2 separate regions of the Homo sapiens genome follow, and region 1 is linked to region 2. A link is a loop called in an ENCODE intact Hi-C map of the cell type or tissue named here. Cell type or tissue: PC-3. All regions are shown on one strand. Each heading gives the region's core, and the rest is flanking DNA. Links, peaks and the distances in the headings are about the cores only. Region 1 overlaps DELEC1 (deleted in esophageal cancer 1). Region 2 overlaps DELEC1 (deleted in esophageal cancer 1).

The links. Hi-C counts contacts between places; a loop is a spot of excess contacts. Peaks named below come from ENCODE experiments on the same cell type or tissue, not always from the same donor. Only the 100,000 strongest peaks of a DNase experiment are listed, where the experiment ranks them.
Region 1: it touches region 2 in a loop (2.0-fold over the local background); 1 of 110 quality-filtered maps calls a loop at or near these places.

What each region holds. Positions count from the first base shown.
Region 1 is chr9:115,223,428-115,228,810 of GRCh38, forward strand. The region is part of intron 1 of DELEC1 (deleted in esophageal cancer 1); the gene reads left to right. Among named protein-coding and RNA genes, the nearest start is that of DELEC1, 84 kb to the left of the region's middle. In PC-3, for the core only: CTCF peaks have their summits at 2,888 and 3,087; no DNase peak of the experiment used is centred there.
Region 2 is chr9:115,347,723-115,353,105 of GRCh38, forward strand. The region is part of intron 4 of DELEC1 (deleted in esophageal cancer 1); the gene reads left to right. Among named protein-coding and RNA genes, the nearest start is that of DELEC1, 210 kb to the left of the region's middle. In PC-3, for the core only: no CTCF peak of the experiment used is centred there; a DNase peak (open chromatin) is centred at 2,029; H3K27ac peaks cover 1,662 bases.

The DNA of each region.
Region 1 (5,383 bases), core at 306-5,305, 120 kb before region 2:
GAGAAATGCTTCTTTCCTATTGAAAACAACCCTAAAGGGAAAGGAAAAAAGGGGGACAAAGAAGAGAAGGGCAGAGGAGAGAGTGGGAGCAAAGAAAACAAAAAGGGGTTTACCAGCCACTCCACTGATTCAAACTACAGTGTTGCTGAGCATTGGTTCAGAAAAAAAAGTTGAATAGCGCAACAGGGTATTTCAGATGTCAAAGGAGACATCCTGGCACAACAGGAGGGAGGGAGAAGGATGAAGCTTCCAAATTTGTTTCCCAAAGCTTCTCAAGACATTGCCCCCCACCCTCTGATTTGACGCAAAGCCAAAACCAGCTGCCTTCAACATTCTTTATCCCAAAGAAATGTGTCCCTTTAATTCCCTCTTAAGCCATTTATGTGAGACATAATTTATGTTCTGAAAAAAAAAATCATATACTTTCCACGGACCCCTACTTCCTGGGCTGATAGATCAGCACAGGGCTTAACTCTTTGATGGGAAATTAATAAATTACATCGCCCTTGTTCACCTCACTGCATTAGCAGGTGTTTGTATCTGTCAACCTTCCCCATGGTCTATCCATGGGGAGGAGACCCAGAGGTTTTGGGATTAATCAGCTCTGATCTGGAGGAAGATGAAACTGAAGCATCCTGTTATGGATGGGTCCTTGACAGGCATTCTGCCACCCAACCTGCAAGATCTGGCTTCCCCTGTGAAGTATTTTAACCTCCTTGCTCCCCTGATTCAATTCCCTGATGCTTCATCTCCTATATACTTGACTGTCCCTAAGGTCAAGACTGCAATGCCTTAAGGGCATGATGATGTCTAAAGCAGCCCCTTGCTCCTGACTGTGCTATGTTGCATTCAATTTATCTAAGTAAGTCACAAAGTCAGCCCAAACTCAAAAGATAGAGGAGCCACAAAGTCAAATAACAAAAGAGACTGGATACAGGGAGGAAATTATAGCAGTTATTTTTATAAACTATCTACACGAGGCAATTTATGAAGTTTATAAATTCATATACTCTGTGACCAACAATTTCAGTTTTCTTTTTCTGAGAAATAAGTACATATGTGTTAAGACATTCATTGCAATTTTATTTACAGTATCAAAACAACAACCACCTCACAAATAAACTAAAGTTTCAATAATATAGTTGTAGATAAACAGAATATATCCAAACTACAGAATACTATACCATATATATATATTTTTAAATGGCAGCTTCCTATATACTAGCATGTTTAGACATCCTATGTGAAGTAAGCAAATTACAAATTGGTACATATAACTAAGTATGTGAAAAAGGAAAAAAAGAACATTTTCTATTGCTAAATTTACCTACCAGTTAATACACAGAAATAGGTGCATGAGCATCTGTAGAAAATGGATAATACTAGTTATCACTAAATCTGTGATTCTCTACTGGGAGTGATTCTGCCATCAAGGAGCATTTGGCAATGTTCGAAGAAATTTTTGGTTTTGACACCCCGGGGGAGGGAATGGTGTGGCTGGCATCTAGTGGGTGGAGGCCAGGGATGTTGTTAAACATTTTACAATGTGCAGAGATGCTCCCCACAGCCAACCATTATCCAGTCCAAATTGCTAATCATGCTGATGTTGAGAATGACTGCCTTATATTCATAAGATGTGCTGAGCTCCAGACATCTGGAGTATCCATTGTACATTTCCAGTTGAATGCTCAATAAGTAAGACAAACTTAACCTGTATAAAACACTCCTTTAATGTCTACACCCCTGAACTTGCCCCTCCTCCACCCTGCCATCTTACCTGGCCACTCACCTGCCTCACTTCCCACATTGACTCCGTCAAAGGACCTGTTGGCTCTACCTTCAAACCATAACCTGACTGTTTCTTACTCCCTTCGGTTACTTTCCTATCACCTAAGTCAGGCCACCTTTGTATCTTCCCTAAGCCACAGAAAGGGGATAGGGAGGATGAGGAAGGCTGGCACCATGTGGCCAGGAAAACCACTGTTTAGAGAACGAACTGATCTCAGTAAAGTGTAGTCTCTGAGGGAGTGTTGGTGAGAATTGGAATATGGAAATCTGCCCTTTTTTGGTAATAGAAGAAAATGCTAAATTAGAAGGGGAAAAAAGCTTCACTCATGAAAACAGCCCACTGATTTTCAGGGAGGCTGTCCAAGCTGGGTTTGCATGTGGTAATCAGACATTGTGAGTGGGATTTAGTCAGAGGGCACAGTAGCCCTTTGTCAGGGTGGCTACATGGCCCACAGTTTGCCATGGCAACAGGAGACTGCCCAGTGTTCTTAGGGAGGAGAAGAGTGAAAATGGTGCTTCTGGGTGAGTAGAATGGGGAGCCTGTGAGGTTTGGGGCTGGCGGTTGCAATCTCAGCCATTTGTGGAATTGAAGTGAATAGCTGATCAAGTTCAATAAGCCCTGGAGTTTGAATCAGAGAGACCAGTTTCAACACATCCTAACTGTCTGACCTTATTAAACATTTGAGGGTCTCAGTTTATTTATCTGTAAAATGGGTTTAACAACCCTGGCTGTCAGGGCTCTTATTAAGACCAGTACTTTCTTCCCGCGGTGACACCATCCTGTGCAGTCTGTTAAGAAGGCTTCTTGAGCTCATATGCACTTGGCAGGACTTGGGATCAGGTACTGCCACAGTGGGATTTAGAGGGCAGCAGAATTTCATGTTCTCATTGTAAAAACAAGGTCGCTATTTACTGCCTTAGAGACTTCCTTAACATCGCCACAGCAAGTAACCTAAGGGACCAGTCCCAAAAGGGTGGCTAAATTAGAATTACCCACCTTTACATAAAAGACCAGGAAATCAATCCCTCCAATCTTACATTCCCATTTTAATCAATTGCTACAATAAATAGAGAACATCAGCCATTCATTATCACCTAGATTCATCGCTAGGTGGCTCTGTGTAGCTCCTAAATTGAACTATTTTCATTCGTTCCTCATCTCCCCAATTTTTTCACTCTGTCCTCTCAAATTCATCATCTCTCATCTATATCCTCAAATTCTTCCTTTGATGCTTCTCTTTATCTTTCTTTTCCAAAGGGAAAAATGGTAGACCAGAGGCTCTAAGGCATACTGCAGCCCTCACAAATGGTAGGTTTTCCTTCCACATCTCTAGTTCCCTAAGGTAGGCATTTTCTTTACTATTTCCCAACAATTCTCTCCTTTCTCAAAAATTAATAACTGCATTGAAAAGCATACCATCAGGCTATTCTTCCCACTTTTGTTTTGGTCATCAGCCATCTCCCAAGTTGCTTCTCCAGATGGATTGAACAGTCCAGCTCCTACATTACTGCCTTTCTTTTCAAGACTACTTCTGTCATTATAGTGACCTCTTAAACATCTACTCACGTAGTTTAACCTTGAACTTTGTCATTGCTGGTAATTGTGCGTTTTCAAGATTTTGATTTCAAGCTTTCTACCTCTGACCATCTCCTTTTGTTACACAGGAATTTTGTTTGCTTAGGAACATTGTAGGATAAAAACGCAATGTTGCTGAAGATCTCACTTTAAATATAAGACAAACATCTGAAATGTACCCTCATCATCTTCAGGCATTTCCTCTACATTTCCCCAAGTAATCCCTGCTCCAATTTTCTAGCATGACTTTGTCACATTTTATCCTCTGTTTTCAAACTCCCATACCCTTATCCCACCTCTCACCCTCATGGGTGGCCTCTACAGTGACAAATTCAATGATCAATTTTTTTTATTTTCACTTATTCAACCTCTAAGGACCACTTGGTCCTATTAATCATAGATTTCTTTTTGAAACACTTTCTTAATTTTGTTATAGGGACAGCACTCCTTCCTCATTCTCTCCTGGCATATTAGTCAGGATTCTCTAGAGGGACACAACTAACAGAATATATGTATATATGAAAGGGAATTTATTAGAAGAATTGACTCACATAATCACAAGTTAAAGTCCCATGATAGGGTGTCTGCAAGTTGAGGAGAAAGGAAGCCAGTGGTGGATCTGTCCCAAGACCTCAAAAGTAGGGAAGCCAAAGGTGCAGCCTTCATTCTGTGGCCAAAGGCCTGAGAGCCCTTGGCAAACCAGTGGTGTAAGTCCAAGAGTCCAAAAGCTGAAGAACTTGGAGTCTGATGTTCAAGGGCAGGAAGCATCTAGCATGAGAGAAAGATGAAGGCTGGAAGATCCAGCAAGTCTGCTCTTCCATCTTCTCCTGTCTGCTTTGTTCTAGCCACACTAGCAGTTAATTAGGTGGTGCCCACCCAGATTGAGGGTGGTTCTGCCTCTCCCAGTCCACTGACTCAAATGTTAATCTCCTTTGGCAACACCTCACAGACATACCCAGGAACAATACTTTGCATCCTTCAATCCAATGAAGTTGACACTCAGTATTAACCATCACACCTGGTATTCCAGTATTTCCTATTTCCTTCTAAATCTCCTTTCCTGGTCTTTTGTCTTCTGCTTGAGCACTGAGTCATAGAGTTTCCAAGGGTTTGATCCTCCTCTCCCATTGTTTTCCATTCCTTTTCCTCTTTGCTTTCTTCTCTTCTCTCTGGTTTCTTAGGTATTCCCAACCAGTCCCCTGACTTGAAATATTACCTATATGTTGCTGAGCCCCAGATTTATTCTCTAGCATGGGTGTCTTCTCTGAGCACCACACCTGTATCTATATCTCCTTTTCATCCCACTTGGATGTCTATAAGAGGTTGATCTACACACAACAGACCTCCAGATTTCTACCACCCCAAACTTACTTCTTCTCCAGTTTTCCCCTTAATAGGACATGTTCAACTGATAATCTGGTTGCTCACTTTCTTCACTTTGCATATCCACTCCATGGATAAGACCCATCAGCTCTCTCTTTGCACCATATCCAGAGCTATCTTCTTTCACTCTCCTATCACCCCAAGTCAAGCCATTTTTATATAATCCTTAAACCACAGACATTTTCTCCCAAATTGATATCTTCTTCTTACTTCCCTGTGGTCTTCTCACCAGTGTCCTAAGAGTAATCCTTTGAAAAGATAAATCAAGTCATAATACTGCTCTCTTAGCCCTTTAATAGAATTCCTTCAAAAGTGGGATAGAATCCCAAGCCATGGTCACATCTTGTAAGCCCCTAAACAGCATCTGACCTGGTCCCTCTTTCTGAGCTTACCTTCTGCCACTCTCTCCTTGCCTTCTCTGCTCTAGACATGCAGACTTTCTTGCTGTTACTCAAATATGCCAAACTCACCCCCATCCCTGAACTTTATCGTTCTTTCTGTTGGAACATTCATTTACAGACCTTCACATGGCTAATTCCCTTGCTTCATTAAAGTCTTTGCTCCTATATTAATCCTCAGAGATTATTTCCTTGACCAACTCATAAAACATAAGACTCCTCACCTCCCCAGCCTTCA
Region 2 (5,383 bases), core at 38-5,037:
AAAGCTCCCAAATGATCTCTTTTAGCTCCATGTCTCACATCCAGGTCACACTGATGCAACAGGTAGGCTCCCATGGTCTTGGGCAGCTCTGCCCCTGTGGCTTTTCAGGGTACAGCCTCCCTCCCAGCTGCTTTCATGGGCTGGTGTTGAGTGTCTGTGGCTTTTCCAGGCAAACGGTGCAAGCTGTCAGTGGATCTGCCATTCTGGGGTCTGGAGGATGGTGACCTTCTCCTCAAGGCTCCACTAGGTGGTGCCCCAGTAGGGACTCTGTGTGGGGGCTCCAACCCCACACTTCCCTTCCGCACTGCCCTAGCAGAGGTTCTCCATGAGCTCCCTGCTTCTGCAGCAAACTTCTGCCTGGACATCCAGGCATTTCCATACATCCTGAAATTTAGATGGAGGTTCCCAAACCTCAGTTCTTCACTTCTGTGCACTGACAGGCTCAGCACCACTTGGAAGCTGCCAAGGCTTGAGGCTTACACACTCTGAAGCCATAGCCCAAGCTCTACATTGGCCCCTTTCAGCTGTGGCTGGGGTGGCTGGGATGCAGGGCACCAAGTCCCAAGGTTGCACACAGCACTGGGACCCTGGGTCCAGCCCATGAGACCATGTTTTTCTCCTAGGCTTCCGGGTCTGTGATGGGATGGGCTGCCATGAAGACCTCTGACATGCCCTGGATGCATTTTACCCATGGTCTTGGGGATTAACATTCAGCTCCTCATTACTTATGCAAATTTCTGCAGCTGGCTTGAATTTCTCCTTAGAAAAATGGGATTTTCTTTTCTATCGCATTGTCTGGCTGCAAAATTTCCAAACTTTTATGCTCTGTTTCCCTTATAAAACTGAATGCCTTTAACAGCACCCAAGTGACCTCTTGCATGCTTTTCTGCTTAGAGATTTCTTCTGCCAGATACTCTAAATCATCTCTCTCAAGTTCAAAGTTCTACAAATCTCTAGGGTAGGGGCAAAATGCCACCAGTCTCTTTGCTAAAACATAGCAAGATTCACCTTTGCTCCGGTTCCCAACAAGTTCCTTATTTCCATCTGAGACCACCTCAGTGTGGCCCTTATTGTTCACATCACTATCAGCATTTTTGTCAAAGCCATTGAACAAGTTTCTAGGAGGTTCCAACCTTTCCCATATTTCCCTGTCTTCTTCTGAGCCTTCCAAACTGTTCCAACCTCTGCCTGTTACCTATTTCCAAAGTCGCTTCCGCATTTCAGGTCTCTTTTCAGCAGTGCTCCACTCTACTGGTACCAATTTAGTGTATTAGTCCATTTTTGTGCTGCTGATAAAGACATACCCAAGACTGGGCAATTTACATAAGAAAGAGGTTTAACTGGACTTACAGTTTCATGTGGCTGGGGAAGTCTCTGAATCATGGCAGAAGGCAAGAAGGAGCAAGTCCCATCTTATGTGGATGGCAGCAAGCAAAAGATAACTTGCGCAGGGAAACTCCCATTTTTAAAACCATCAGATCTCCTGAGACCCACTCACTATCATGAGAACAGCATGGGAAAGATCCAACCTCATGATTTACTCATCTTCCATTGGGTCCCTCCCACAACACGTGGGAATTATGGGAGCTACAAGATGAGATTTGGGTGGGGACACAGAGCCAAACCATATCATCATCTTTAAGGAGACATTATTAAGTTTATGATAAAGGCTCTGATAAAATGCCCATGCTTGGAGATGAAGTAGCCTTAAAAAATTGATTGCAACTTAATTCGCTCACTAGCACAAGAGTGTCCTTTGTAAAACTGAGCAGAAATCAGCTCCTAGAAATAATGAATGTTTATCAATTAATTGGATTGATGATTTCTTATCAGACCTTTCTCTGGTTGGATTATTTACTCTAGACACTCCACTGTTTGTTTATGTATTGCTAAGATTGCTATGATCATATTAAATCCCAAGTTTATTCCTCAAGGGATTTTATATCTGTTTTGTTTGTCTAAGAACTGTGACCTCACTTGAGTCATTTAAACAATTCATATTTCTGCCTTTCCTTTAATAATCTTTCTCTTAGTCATCCCTGATAAATTTGGGCTTGTTTGCTTTTCAACATTCTGCTTTTGATGCATCCCATGACACTCAAGCAGAGCAGTTTTCTAGAAATTTAGAACAGAGGGCTAGACTTCATGGGCAATGTTAGTAATACAGCAATTTTCTGTATGTTATTAATTTAGAGATAGATATATTTTAAGATAGTAAGTGAATAGAGAAGGAAAAAGGAGCACGGAAGGAAGACTAAACTTGAAAAAGAGGAATGAAGCAGCTAAACAGATGATCAATAATAATGATTCCAGTTAATGGCAAGTTTCATTAATTAAGTAATTACTAGGTTCCAGGCCCTGCAAATTGTTTTATCCACATTATATTATGTAATTCTCAATACAACAGTAAGGTATATTCTTTTCCTCATGTTACCAAGGAAACTGAGGCTTGGAGATGTTAAATCACTTGCTACAGGTCATACAGCTTTTAAATCACAAAGAAAATTAATCGCAAAGAAACTTAGTTTCTTTTCAACTTCGCAGTCTATTACATCTTTAACCACTGTGCTCTGTTGCCTCTTAAGTATGAGAATAAACCAGTAGTTCTTCACTTGGAGTGATTTTACCCCCAGAAGATATTTGGCAATGTCTGGAGACATTTTGGTTGTCACAGCTTCTGGGTGGGAGGAAAAAGGGGTGCTACTGGCGTCTACTGGGTAAAGGCCAAGGATGCTGTGAAACATCCTACAATGCACAAGACAGCCCCTACAACAAAGACATACTTGGCTCAAAATATCAATAATGCTGAGATCAAGAATGGAATGAAGTTACTGATCTTTTTAAAAATTATATTTTTATCTCATTAATATTAACACTAGTATGTCTAGAGGGACTGAAATTATACAAGGAAATGAGTTTGCTGTGCAGAAAGAAGAGGAAAAGGAATATACTTTGGAGTGGGACTTAGAGCCTTGGGAGGAATTTGCTGACCACAAACACGTCATTGTTAATAGTAAGTTCTGAGTTACCACTGCATGCCAGCCATCCTTTGCATGGGTGGTTTGGGGCCTACATAGAAAGAATTGGCCTTTGAATCAATACTCAATGATTGTAACAGATTTGCCTGTCTCCTGTGTTTTTGCTATTCTTTCTTTATGAAAAAAATTAGTGTCCATTTTAAAAGGAGGATCTGTTACCTGCTATATTTAGCGTCATGAAGGAGGAGAACTGCAATATTTGCTTTCCATAAATTTGCAAAAAGAAAGATATTTTCCACCCACCCCCACCCATGCAATGGTTTTCCACTGACAGCTGTATATATGGGTATCCTGCCATATATCTCTGGAGTGAAGAAGACCTGGGAGGCGTGGGCAGGCCAATGAATGGAGCCATTGACTCAGATGTTCCTCGATGGGCAGGCGTGATTATTTCAGGGGGCCAGTTCTTCCACTGTGACCGCATAGCTGAGGGCACAGCCAATGAATGAGCTTCACCCAATAATTTCTGGTTGATTCACATTTGGGTCAGTGATGTGGTGGGCAATGCCAGCTGCAGCCCCAGGCTCCAAGGGCAACTTTCCAAGCTGGGACTCCTTACAATTCTGCCCTGTTAATGGAGGTTGGGGCAAAATCTAGGGTGGGTCCCTCCAGGCATGAGTGAGTGAGGCGAGGGAAAAGAAGGAAATGGTTTTCATAAATTATTGCTAGAGTTTTTAGAGAAATAAAAGCATGGGTTTGAGAAGGAGGTGGAGGACTCTCAGCATCATGCCACTCCTATTGCTCTTCGGATAAAGTTCAAATTGCCTCATGTGGCCTACTAGGCCTGTCATGAGCAGGTTGCCATGCTATCTTTCTCTCTAGCCTCCCCTTAGGCTGCCGTTATCTTCAATATCTACCCTCCAGTCAGGCTGACCACGTTTTAGTATCTCTAACACGGCATTGTTCTCTCCTCAAAGTCTTTGCAAATGCTATTACTTTATCCTGGAAGGGCTTACTCTTCAACCCCCAACCTGATTAAATCCTTCTCATCATTAGGATATAGTTGGGATGTAACTTTCTTGACCTCCCAGACTAGATCAGATTGTGGTTACATGTTTCCATAGTAACTTGATCTTCATTGCAGTTATTTCAATAGCTGTGTTTTCCATCTGTCTTCCTCATGAGTCTGTGAGCTATAGGAGGGCCAGAAAATATCTACCTTAGTTTATCTTCCATACCTAGTACCTAGTCCAGCGCCTGGCCCGTAGCAGGTTTTACTGAATATAGTACTTAATAAAAAATAATAAGGGGGAGAAAGAAGGAGAGAAGAAAAGAAGGGAGGGAAGGAAGGAGGACAGGAGCAAGGAAGGATACATGGAAGAAAGGAAGAGGGGAAAGAAGTAGAAGAAAGAAAGAAGAAAGGGGATAATTTAATTTGTAAAACAAAAACAATTTCCAATCATCAGTTTCAACCTCTGGACTTATCTGTAAGGTGATGGCAGAATTGAAGTCTAAAATCTAAGTCTCCTGAATCTCAGTTCAATAGAACAAACAAATAAGTACAATAGATCCAGATATAATTCAGAGAGAGGTCAATTATCCTTGCAACTTGGAGGAAGTATACGAGTTTGCTGTTTCTCAGTGAAAGCCAATTCCCTGTCGTGGCCTATTGAGCAGCCACATGTTCTATCTGTTGCTATTATTTGGAGTATGATTAGAGGCACCAGGAAAATAATTAGAAACATCAAGAGAAAGATTAGGTGCATCAGAAGAATGAGTAGGGGCATTAGCATTGATCAAGCAGGAACTCTATGCCAAGGACTATGCAGGGCACATGAAACACATTTTCTCATGGCATCCTCACAAACCACACACTGAGGTGAGGATTGTTCCCCGCAGTGAGGCTAATGAGAAAATCAAGACTCAGAGAGTTTCAGGGTATATGAGGAGAAAGAATAATACCCTGGAGACCTGGATGCTTTGGTCACTTATTCCCTTTCCCCACCCCAGGCCTACCTGATGACTTTTACTTACACTTCACATTTGATTCAAATGTCACTTTTTCAGGAGGCATTTTCTTTTTTTCTTTTTTTTAATTTTACTTTATGTTCTGGGGTACATGTGCAGAACGTGCAGTTTTGTTACATAGGTGTACATGTGCCATGGTGGTTTGCTGCACCCATCAACCCATCACCTGCATTAAGTATTTCTCCTAATGCTATCCCTCCCCTAGCTCCCCACCCCCCAACAGGCCCCGGTGTGTGTTGTTCCCCTCCCTGTGTCCATGTATTCTCATTGTTCAACTCCCACTTATGAGTGAGAACATGCAGTGTTTGGTTTTCTGTTCTTGTGATAGTTTGCTGAGAATGATGGTTTCCAGCTTGGAGGGGATTTCTTACCACCCT